4 separate regions of the Homo sapiens genome follow, and regions 1, 3 and 4 are each linked to region 2. Evidence: chromatin loops called from intact Hi-C (ENCODE). Cell type or tissue: ascending aorta. All regions are shown on one strand. Region 1 overlaps PRDM6 (PR/SET domain 6). Region 2 has its middle 120 kb from the start of PRDM6-AS1. Region 3 has its middle 150 kb from the start of CEP120. Region 4 has its middle 160 kb from the start of CEP120.

Region 1 (2,500 bases), 86 kb before region 2:
AGGGAAAAAACAAGATGAGAGATTTAAAAAAATGAAACAAGAACAAAATGAGTGATAAGGGTTAGGACTTGAGAAGAGGACGTGGGCAAAATGATGACAGTTTCTGAGAAGGTGAGGAAAGAAGTGAAGGGAGAGACAGGTCCTGAAAGCCGCTGGTGCTCAGGCGCCCACTGCAGGAAGGGCTTACAGTCCTGCCACCTTCAGGGCGGCTCTGTGGCTTCCTCAGCTGCAACATCTACACTCCTGCTACAGTGACCAGAAACTTCTGCCGGTGATGCCTGGCCCTGCCCCCTCTTGGAATTAGAGGAATGCATCTGTTTGTGGGCTGGAGATTAGAGCCCAGGGTCGGGGACTATGAGGAAAGCTGTCTTTTTGGGTGGCCTCACAAGACATGCTTCAGACCCTAAGCTGATACATCTAAACTTCCTTCTCTGATAATCTATAATTTTCTGTTTTTAGAACTACATTGTCAGCGGTGTCAGAGAGACCCTTCTCAGATGATTCAGCCATTTAAAACCAGCAGTAATATCTTTTGTTTGGAAATTAAGCAACAGAAAGGAATTCAAACAGTCAAGCTAAGTAGACGCATTTTTTAAATGAAAATACATGAGTGGTTATACTACCAAGTTAAGTCAAGTCAGTTTTATTCCAGAGCTTTAAACAAGGTTAAAAAATTATATTTTAATTTATTTGCATTTTTTAACTTAAAATTTTTTCATTCCATTAAAAAAAGTTTAAGGTTTTTCCCTCGTCCTCTCTCCTAGAATGCTTAATATACATTAGGTATCTTACAAAGAGTTATTGGTTGATTTTGAATATTTTTTATTCTGTTAAGGGTATTTATTTATCCTCAGTTAACTTCTTTCCAAAAAGATTTAAAGTGGGTCTTAGAAAGCCGAAGTTTAGAGATGGATAAATGTTTTGAGAAGATGAAAATGGAAAATTTTAAAGAGGAACAAATGTGCATAATTTAAAAATATTCTAGATGCTGTTTTGAAGCCGTCCTGTGTTATGTCCAAACAGTGTTGTTTTGATGCAGTTACCTGGTGTCATTCTCCTCTAGGAATTCTGCTGTTTGGTTGTTGAGTGGAAATGGTGTGATCATGATGTGATGTTTGTCCTATCCTCTGGAGGCAGCGTCACACAGTGGACAGGGTGAGAGGTGTGGAGTTGAGCAGTTCAGTGGGGTGGTGGGGGTAGCTGGGATTTTATTTTTTAATATAAAATTAAGGGCTTTTCCTTTATTAAACAAGTAAATGATGTTCATTACCAAAAATTCAAAAATTACAGGAAAAAATTTTAAATTCTCACAGCTCACCATCCGGAGGCAAACTCTAAAATTTTAAATGTATTTTTCCTTAGAAATTTTTACATATGCCTATGGGCATGTAGTATGCTGAATAGACTTTTAACTTTAAATTATTATCTAAACATGCCCTAGTGTAATTTGTATTCTTTGTTACCATTATATTTAAAATATTGTCCGTTAAATGGACAAGTCAGAATTTGCTTAACTGTTTCCTTACTGTTAAACCCTTAGCATCTAGGTTAATAGATTTTCATTATTTTAGTGAGCATATTTGGACATGTTAGTTAATCTTTTGGAGCCGTAGGTTTGGCTTCTGTATATTGGGAATTATCTCTCTTACAGAGTTATTGGCAGAAATGAATAAGGTAATAAATGATAAATAGTGGGTACTTATTAAATGTGGGACCTTTTTCCTTATGTTTGGGCTTAATATTGTTGTTTTAAAGATCTGTGAGTTGATGTTTATAAATGTTAACTCACTGATGTTTTTAAAATGAAAATTACAAAAATGTAAAATTTCTTACTTTGTGCAAAAGAGCAGGGTCCTGAAAAGTTGCTTTAGGTCCAGTTTTGCACACTTAAAACGGAGTATCTTTAAACCACTTGGCTCCCAAGCCACCAAGAAGCTTTTTTTACCTATGTTTTTATAGAAATTTCAAACATGCCCCAAAGTACAGAGAAATAAATAGTGAATAAGTTCTCTTGCACCGGCAACTTATTTTGAATATTTTTTTCTTTCTATTCTTGTTTTCTCTGTTTGCTCCAACTTTTCTTTTTTTGCTTCATTTTTTGTGTTGTTTTTTCTTTTTGTTTTGTTTTGCTTTTTTGAGACAGGGTCTCACTCCGTCACCCAGACAGGAGTGCAGTGGTGCAATCATAGCTCACTGCAGCCTCAAACTCCTGGGCTCAAGTGATCCTCCCACCTTGGCCTCCCCAAATGTTGGGATTACAGGTGTGAGCCACACACCAAGCCTGTTTTCTTGTTGGACTATGTAAATGTAAATCCCAGTCACCTTAACATTTCACCTATAAATATTTTAATATCTGTCTTTAAAAGACACAGATTAAAAAACCACCACATAACCACAATCCCATCCTCACACCTGATAATATTAACAATAACTTCTTAATGTTGTCTAAGTTCCATGTCTCTTCCTTCCCCCCCAAATATTTTTTATAGTTAGTTTGTTT
Region 2 (2,500 bases):
AAGAGCCACATAGAATTAAAATCATATGTTTCCTTATACGTCTCCCTCCTTAGATTTGAAGTTTCTTGAGGACAGGATTGTGTGGTATTCACCTTTGTAACTTCAGTGGCTAGCACTGAAGTGCTTGCCCAGAGTGAGAGTTTGGAAAATGCTTATTTTATCAGACCAACAAAACTGAGCATTTATCTTTGGTTTCTGACAGCTTCTAAGCCAGACATCACCATCAAATGAAACTTTTTTTTATGTAGAGTCTCAGATTTTCTCTTCCTAGCTACCCTGTGAGATAGGCATTGTGATCTAGTTTAGAGATTTTTTAAAAAGCCAAGGTTCATAGTCCAAGGTTACACAGCTAGTAAGTGGAAAAGTCGGGATTGAACCCAGGTCTAATTGACATAAAAAGTTATGATCTTGTCATTATTTTATGCTGCTTAATTTTGCATATTCACAGATAATTCATAATCAGGAGTGGGGAAATTAGCTTTCATTGAGGGCCTAGATATTGTCCCAGGGGCTTATGTTATAATAGCTGACTTTGAGCACTTACCAGATTGTTTTAAGCACTTTGCATGTTTTTTCTCATTGAATTCTCGTAACAGCCCTATAAGGTGGGGACTATAATTATTTCTCCTTTACAGATGAGAGAAACTAAGGCACAAAGAGCCAGGGTCTGACGGAGGCAGACAGACTAGTGAGACGGCATCACAGCATGCTGGGCTGCTGCCCTGAGCCCCTCGGAACCTCTGGGAGGCAATTAGTATTACCTCTATCTTAAAGAGGAGGGAACTGGGTCAGAGGAGTGATATTTACTGTCTTTGCTCTTGGTTTTAAATCCTTTGTATTATTTGGAAAGAACTCTTCTTTCTTCTGTTAGGCCCTCAACTGCCTCCACATAATCAGAAAAATCACTTTCAGTGTGGCAGAATCTAAGAAATTCTTTCTCCCAAGCAGAAGTTGAGGCATTTAAACCCCCAGTCCTTCTCTGAGGTTTTGACTATTTGATGTTCTTTCTGCCTTGGGAGGGTTGATTAAGAGCCCTACAAAGAGAGAAGCTTTAGACCTTCTGAGCTCTGAAAGGGTTCCTTGACCCCGGGCACCCCAGCAGCTGGGTCAGACATGGTGATCATGATTTATAGATCAATAAACAGATCCTTTCCAAACCACTTTACCCCTCCTTGCTAGGGAGTGGGCAATCAACTTTCTTAGTGTAAAACCTACTTTTCATAAAATATTTTTGTTTGTTATTGAGGAAAGCCTCAGCATTTGGGGTAGGGGCGAGGATAGTGAGAGTGACAGCCAGGAATAACATGCAGAAATTCAACAACAAAGGGAGACTTAAAGTACTTAAGGGCACAAACACCTAAAACATTCTGATTTAGAAGGTTGTACCCAGTCAAATGCTATCTATTCATGTCTGTTTTTTTCCCCTACAAACTGCATTTGCAGACGGTGACTGTTGGCTCATGTATTCCCTTAAGGAGAAAAAATTACACATGTGGGAAATGAGATTCTCCTCCCCTTCCTCCTTCCTCCCCACCCCCGCCCACCCCTACACCCTCAAAACACCCAAACATTTTTTGAGCTACATGATGCAATATGATTTTTTTTTCTGCACAGAGGAGCAGCAATTTTTTTTTCTCAACTAATTTTTATTCCAAGACCTCACAAAGCGTGAGGAGAATAACTTCCTGAGTAGAGAAAGCATTCGAGTGTCTGCATCTGAAGATACACAAATCCCAGAATTTAATGGGAGTAGGGTGGAGACTAGAGGGAATGAAAACAGAAGAAAGTCATTCCTGCTACAGGGATGTTAAAAACCAACACCCTCACTCGTTTGCCTTCACTTTCTCTCTTTCTTTGTCTTTCTGTTTCTTTCTTTCTTTCTCTTTCTGTTTTTCATCGTTCCCTATGTCTATAAAGAACCCTATAGACTTTAAATAAATTCAACTTTTTTCAGCTTGAAAAAATACTAAGGCACTTTTTCCTTTTTCTTTTAAAGAGCCAAGTCACTGATTATTGGGATCTCAAAGGTTCTTAGGAGATGTTATTCCAATAAGTTCTACTCTTACCTATTGGGTTGTTAAATTATAAATTCTATTAAGGCATATTTTTCTCCAGTTTCAACTCCAGCAAGTTTTCCTTGTATAAAATACTCAGATTACACACAAGTGAGCACTAAAGTGGAGACGGCGGGAGGAGGATAGATAAGCGTTAGGCGTCACATCTAGAAAATTCCTGTAGCCACAAACGTAGGGGCACACAATTAGCAGGCCTCTCAGGAAGGTTATACATCATGTCCAGGACTTTACATTAAAATGACTTTTTACTTGAGTCATTTGTTAGTCCATTACCAGTTCACATATCAGATTGCATTTCATCTTGTATTAAATCAAGGTAATCTGGCATGTAAAAATAGCTCCCTCAATTCACTTCCAGCTCTCAGCAAGACTGGAGATTCCCGCAGCATTTTGCCTCACACTCCTCCACAAGGTCTGCAGAATCA
Region 3 (2,500 bases), 67 kb after region 2:
AGTATTTCCCATGATCCTCTAAAAATTCTTTTTAACTGTCACTTTGAGTTTTTGTATTATAAAAGTGCTACATACTTGCCTGAATCTATCAGGGCATAAAATTACAGAAAGGAAAAGGTTATCTCCATCTGACTCTCCTCTACCACATTTCATTTCCCAGACAGCCAATGCCTGCAGCCCAGTGTGCATCTTTTCACATACTGCTGAGCATTTGCAGGGACAGATGAACACACACACACACACACACATATATATATATATATATATATGTTTATGTGTTTTTTATATATAAATATGTTTATGTGTTATAAATATATATATATATATATATATACTTACTGCCCCACAGAATTTATGCCAGTAAACACAAAGCTATCTCATTTCCATTAACAGCTGCATAGCATTCCACTATGTAGACATGGCGTAATTTGTCCAACCATACCGCAATGATTGCTATTTACATAAAAATGCTGTGGTAATAATGCACACACACAGATCATTATGCACCATAAAGAGGTTTCTCTGGAATTATTAGCAGTGGAACCTCTAAGAGAAAGGGAATGTGCATTTAAAAATTGATAGATATTGTCAAACTGTGCTCCATAAAGGGTCACACCCATTTAGGCTTCTACCAAAGATTCCTCTTTCTTCAAACCATTTCCTCGATCATCAGATCTTTGCCACCATGTGGGTGAGACAGAATATCTCATTGTAATTGCAATAGGGATTTCTTCAATTTTTAGTTGAGTACATTTGACATTGTTTCATATGGTTGGCTCTTTATATTTCATTTTCTGTAAATTGCTCATCCTCATTGTTTCTTTCTTTATTGAGTTACCGGTGTTTTACTGTTATTGTTGATTTGTAAGAGTTTGCTGTAAATTAAGAAAGTTAATTCTTTGTGTGTCACAAAAATTTTGTACAGATTTGTCTGTATTGTGACTTTGTTTATCCTTTCCCTCTTTCCCAGAATTTAAAATATTTATTTAAATAAATATTTCATGGACTTTTCTTAATAGGATTCTCCCTTAAGGGTCATAGAATTTTCTAGCAATTAGATGTGCTATAGTTAAACTATTTTAACATTAAACATGTATCTGTTGCTTCCAATTTTCAGGTAATATAAATACTACTGTGATGAACAACTGTGTACATGTAATTTTTCCCCATATTTTGGGTAAGAATGTATTTTCGAAATGGGACTACTGGATTATGGTTCTTGAAACATTGTCAAAATAATTTCTCGAAAAGAAAATTCACCAGCAAATTGTGAGAATACCAAGAAAACTGCCTTTCTGTGTTTCTGAAAGACTGACACCTAGAGGTCTGACATCATTCTCAGTATAAAATTTATCCAGAGTCCTTGGTTTACTTTGTAAGATGGGGAGGGGAAAAAACATCGGGAGGAAAAAGGAGAGTGAGTGGTGTGGTTAAAGGAGTCTATTAAAGTTTACTTAAGAAAAACAGGTACTAAACAGGTATAACCAATCTGCTTTAACCAGTTGGCCCCATACCCCTACATACCCAGTCTCAATGGGGACAGCTTAGCTGCCCTCCTCTTAGATATAAGTGCTTTCCAAGGCTGGAGTGATCTTTTCACATCATGAAATTCATAATCCTCCCACAGTGAGTTTTTAGGGTTTGAGGTCTGTGTGCTTATCAAATAACTGAACCAAATAAATCAGCTTATTTCAGTTGTGATCAGTGGCTTTTTTATTCTGTCTGGGAGGAGAGCAGGGAAGAAGAGATCATGAGATCTCTGATCACCTGACATTGTTGTGTGTATTAGCAAACAAGCTGCCCATGATAAACTGTCTCCTACACAAATTAACATTGCTTTTACTTATAAAACTTGTTTGTTATGAAAAGTTCATTGGTACCTGTTATGGGCTTAATCGTAACCTCCCAAAATTCACATGTTGAAGTCCTAACCCCTAGAACCTCAGAATGTGACTGTATTTGGAGATTTGGTTTAAGGAGGTAATTAGGGTTAAATGAGGCCACTGGGGTAGGCCCTAATCCAATATGATTAGTATTAGCTATATTTAAAGGGGAGGACACAGACATGCCCAGAGGAAACCCAGTCTATGGGACTTTGTTATGAAATTTCTAGAAAACCAACACGGTACTCCCAAATCAAAGAATTATATAGTGAATCCCATTTACCTATCACTTAACTTCAGCAACTATCAAGAATTTGCTAATTATGTTTCATGTATTGTCTCCAGTTCTCTTCTGGAATATTCTAAAACAAATCCCAGGTGTCATATCATTTCACTGATAAATATTGAAGTATGCATCTCTGTTTAGGGACTTTTTAAAAACATATTCATCAAGTCATTTTCTTGCCTAACAAAACTAAAAATAATTTTCTAATATCACCCAAGCCATATTCAAATTTCCCCAATTGTCTCACAGATGGTGTGATTCATTTACAGATAGTTTGAATCCAAACCCAATTTGTTTTTGATTATTACTTCTTGTAAGCCTCTCTTATTCT
Region 4 (2,500 bases), 55 kb after region 2:
TAATGGCTAAATGCGAGCTGCAATTAGCTCTCTATGGGAGATCCATGTGAAATCCACTTACACAAAAGATAAGTGAATTAAATGCAAATATCAGAAGATACGGATTTGATATTTTGGGCCTGAATGATCAAGTGTGTGCTTTATGATAAGAAGCCAAATGACTTTTACTCTCAATGATGGGTTTGGAAAATTTAGAGTGATAGTGTGCTTACCGAATCCTCTCATAATTAGAATACAGGAAATTGAAGTCACCTGAAAATAAAAAGTAGAGGAATTGACTGTACATTTTTTTTTAATTCTGGGAAAAGCAAACTATATGAGCAGAGACAGTTCAGTGGTTGCCAATAGTCAAGGTGAGAGAGGGAGTTGAGTACAAAAGGTGATGGAGCCATCTTGTAACTTGACCGTGGTGGCTACAGACTGCATTCACCAAAATGCATTGAACTGAACATCAAAAAGAGTGAATTTTATTGCATGGAAATTAATTTTAAAAAAGTGTTAAAAATCATATCCAAAAGTAGTTTTAAATTAAGGTGCAAAAGTTCATGAGTACTTGTTTCATCTCTTGACATGATTTCTGATTGAAGGCAAGTGGAGGCAAGAAAGACAAGTCAAAGGGAAACTGCTCTGTGCCTCCAGGTCTGTTTACCCTGAGTTATCAGCAGAGCTTTCATTGTTATTATTTTGAAAAAAAAAAAAAGTCACAATATTAAAAAGGAGGCAAGATGAATATAACAAACAGGAGACTAGTCACTGCCCAGGACTAACAAATATTAATATTGTATCATTTTGCATCATATTTTTATATGTAAATAATGTAGAATGTTGTAGGTAAAGGGAAATCTCCTGTCTTCTCTTCTCTTGGTACATTCTACTACCTCCAAAAATGGCTTTGAAAAAGAATAGAGTAGGCCAAGAATTCTGGGAAAATGATGACTGCTCTTTTCAGTAAATGAAGTGAGTTAGTCATGTTGATCACGTCATCACTGGGTATGGATGTCTGCAGTAGGTGTCTGTGGGAAGGCTGGATTAACACACACATGTTAAGATCTAAAAGACACCTAAACACATGGTGACTAGCTGGTTACACAGAGCTCAGTGCAATTCTGGGGATTTGCACATTTGGTTTAATGACTAAGGTGAATAAGGTTATTAAAACCTGAGTGCCCCTTACCAGCATCCAGGTTTTCCCAAGTTTCTCAACCACTTCCACCAAGAACTCTTGGAATAGAGTCCAGTTTAGAGAGGAATAACAAGACACAACGAGTCTGTGCTTAACAGAGTTAATAAAGTTTTGAGCTCTACCGAGTATCAAACCAAAAAAAAAAAAAACAAAAAAGACCACAAGAGAAAAGAAAGTTGATGCTAATGCCAAATCTGCCACATTAAAAGAAAATAACTGCAGATGGCTTTTCAAGTTGCAAAAACTGCCTGCGCTGTCCAAATTTCCCCACTCCCTTTACTGCATGCCTGTCTCTGACAAGAAAATTGCTAGTCTTAATCCGAAATAAGCAATTACCAAACAGAGATTTGTCATATTTATAGTCTGCCCTCAGTTACAGGAATAACTTGTTTGCCACATGGAGAAAGTCACTCAAAATTGCTCGCTTAAATGTTTTGTGGAATTATCAGAGCCCCAGAGTAGCATATTAGCCTAAGTTGTTTTATACGACTCTGTTTGTGTAAGGACCGGGTGGTGTTACTACATGAGGCTGATGTCATCTTGCCATGAGTTAGTTTCCCCCAAGACTGTCAAGAACAAGAATTGTTCCTTCAAGTCCAAACTTCTTAAAGTGGCATTTGAGTCTCTTTACAACTGAACTCCAGACTTGCTCTCCTGTTTTTCACTACTCTCAAAAAGAACCTTTGGACGCAGCCAAATTTGCTTGCTTAAAATGCAGCATCAATGTCCCACTCCTTCATCTTCTTTCTCCACACTCACTCTCTTGGTCACTTCAGCCAATCTAATGACTTTAAGTGTCATCTTGATATCTGTAACTCCCCAGATTGTATCTTCACCTTTCTGCTGAATTCCACATGCATATTTCTGGCTACCTTCCTGATACTCCCACTTGAATGTTGAATGCCTTGTTACTTAAAGTGTGATCCTCAGATCAGCATCATATTGCCTGACACCTTGTTATAATAGAAATGCAGAACCTTGGGCTCTATCTTACACCGGCTGAATCAGAATCTGCATTATAACAAGATCCCCAGATTCATATGCACATTAAAGTTTGAGAAGCACTGGTCTATGTCACAATTGGGGATTTAACACATTCTATCCTTATGATGTTGTTTATTTTAGGCAACTATTCTATCAAATTATAAACCCTGCATGGTCACACATCATGGCTCATTTTGTTTTATACTTCTAGCACCTAGCAGAGGAAATGCTAACAGAGTAGCTATACTCAATGTGTTCAATTACACTGAAATGCAAATGGGCAATTTTGCATGAAAGCCTATTGCATTGGGGGCTGGGGTGGGGGAAAGATGA

The links. Hi-C counts contacts between places; a loop is a spot of excess contacts. Peaks named below come from ENCODE experiments on the same cell type or tissue, not always from the same donor. Only the 100,000 strongest peaks of a DNase experiment are listed, where the experiment ranks them.
Region 1: it touches region 2 in a loop (2.3-fold over the local background); 3 of 110 quality-filtered maps call a loop at or near these places.
Region 3: a loop joins it to region 2, with 2.2 times the contacts of the local background. A loop is called at or near these places in 3 of 110 quality-filtered maps.
Region 4: it touches region 2 in a loop (3.0-fold over the local background); 2 of 110 quality-filtered maps call a loop at or near these places.

Annotation. Positions count from the first base shown.
Region 1 is chr5:123,119,265-123,121,764 of GRCh38, forward strand. The region is part of intron 3 of PRDM6 (PR/SET domain 6); the gene reads left to right. Among named protein-coding and RNA genes, the nearest start is that of PRDM6-AS1, 30 kb to the left of the region's middle. In ascending aorta, CTCF peaks have their summits at 173 (motif pointing left) and 1,138; a DNase peak (open chromatin) is centred at 240; H3K4me3 peaks cover 2,157 bases; H3K27ac peaks cover 2,500 bases.
Region 2 is chr5:123,205,690-123,208,189 of GRCh38, forward strand. No RefSeq gene overlaps it. Among named protein-coding and RNA genes, the nearest start is that of PRDM6-AS1, 120 kb to the left of the region's middle. In ascending aorta, no CTCF peak of the experiment used is centred here; a DNase peak (open chromatin) is centred at 1,452; H3K4me3 peaks cover 792 bases; H3K27ac peaks cover 2,500 bases.
Region 3 is chr5:123,272,856-123,275,355 of GRCh38, forward strand. No RefSeq gene overlaps it. Among named protein-coding and RNA genes, the nearest start is that of CEP120, 150 kb to the right of the region's middle. In ascending aorta, a CTCF peak has its summit at 1,308 (motif pointing left); no DNase peak of the experiment used is centred here; H3K27ac peaks cover 1,089 bases.
Region 4 is chr5:123,260,945-123,263,444 of GRCh38, forward strand. No RefSeq gene overlaps it. Among named protein-coding and RNA genes, the nearest start is that of CEP120, 160 kb to the right of the region's middle. In ascending aorta, no CTCF peak of the experiment used is centred here; DNase peaks (open chromatin) are centred at 1,037 and 1,686; H3K27ac peaks cover 2,309 bases.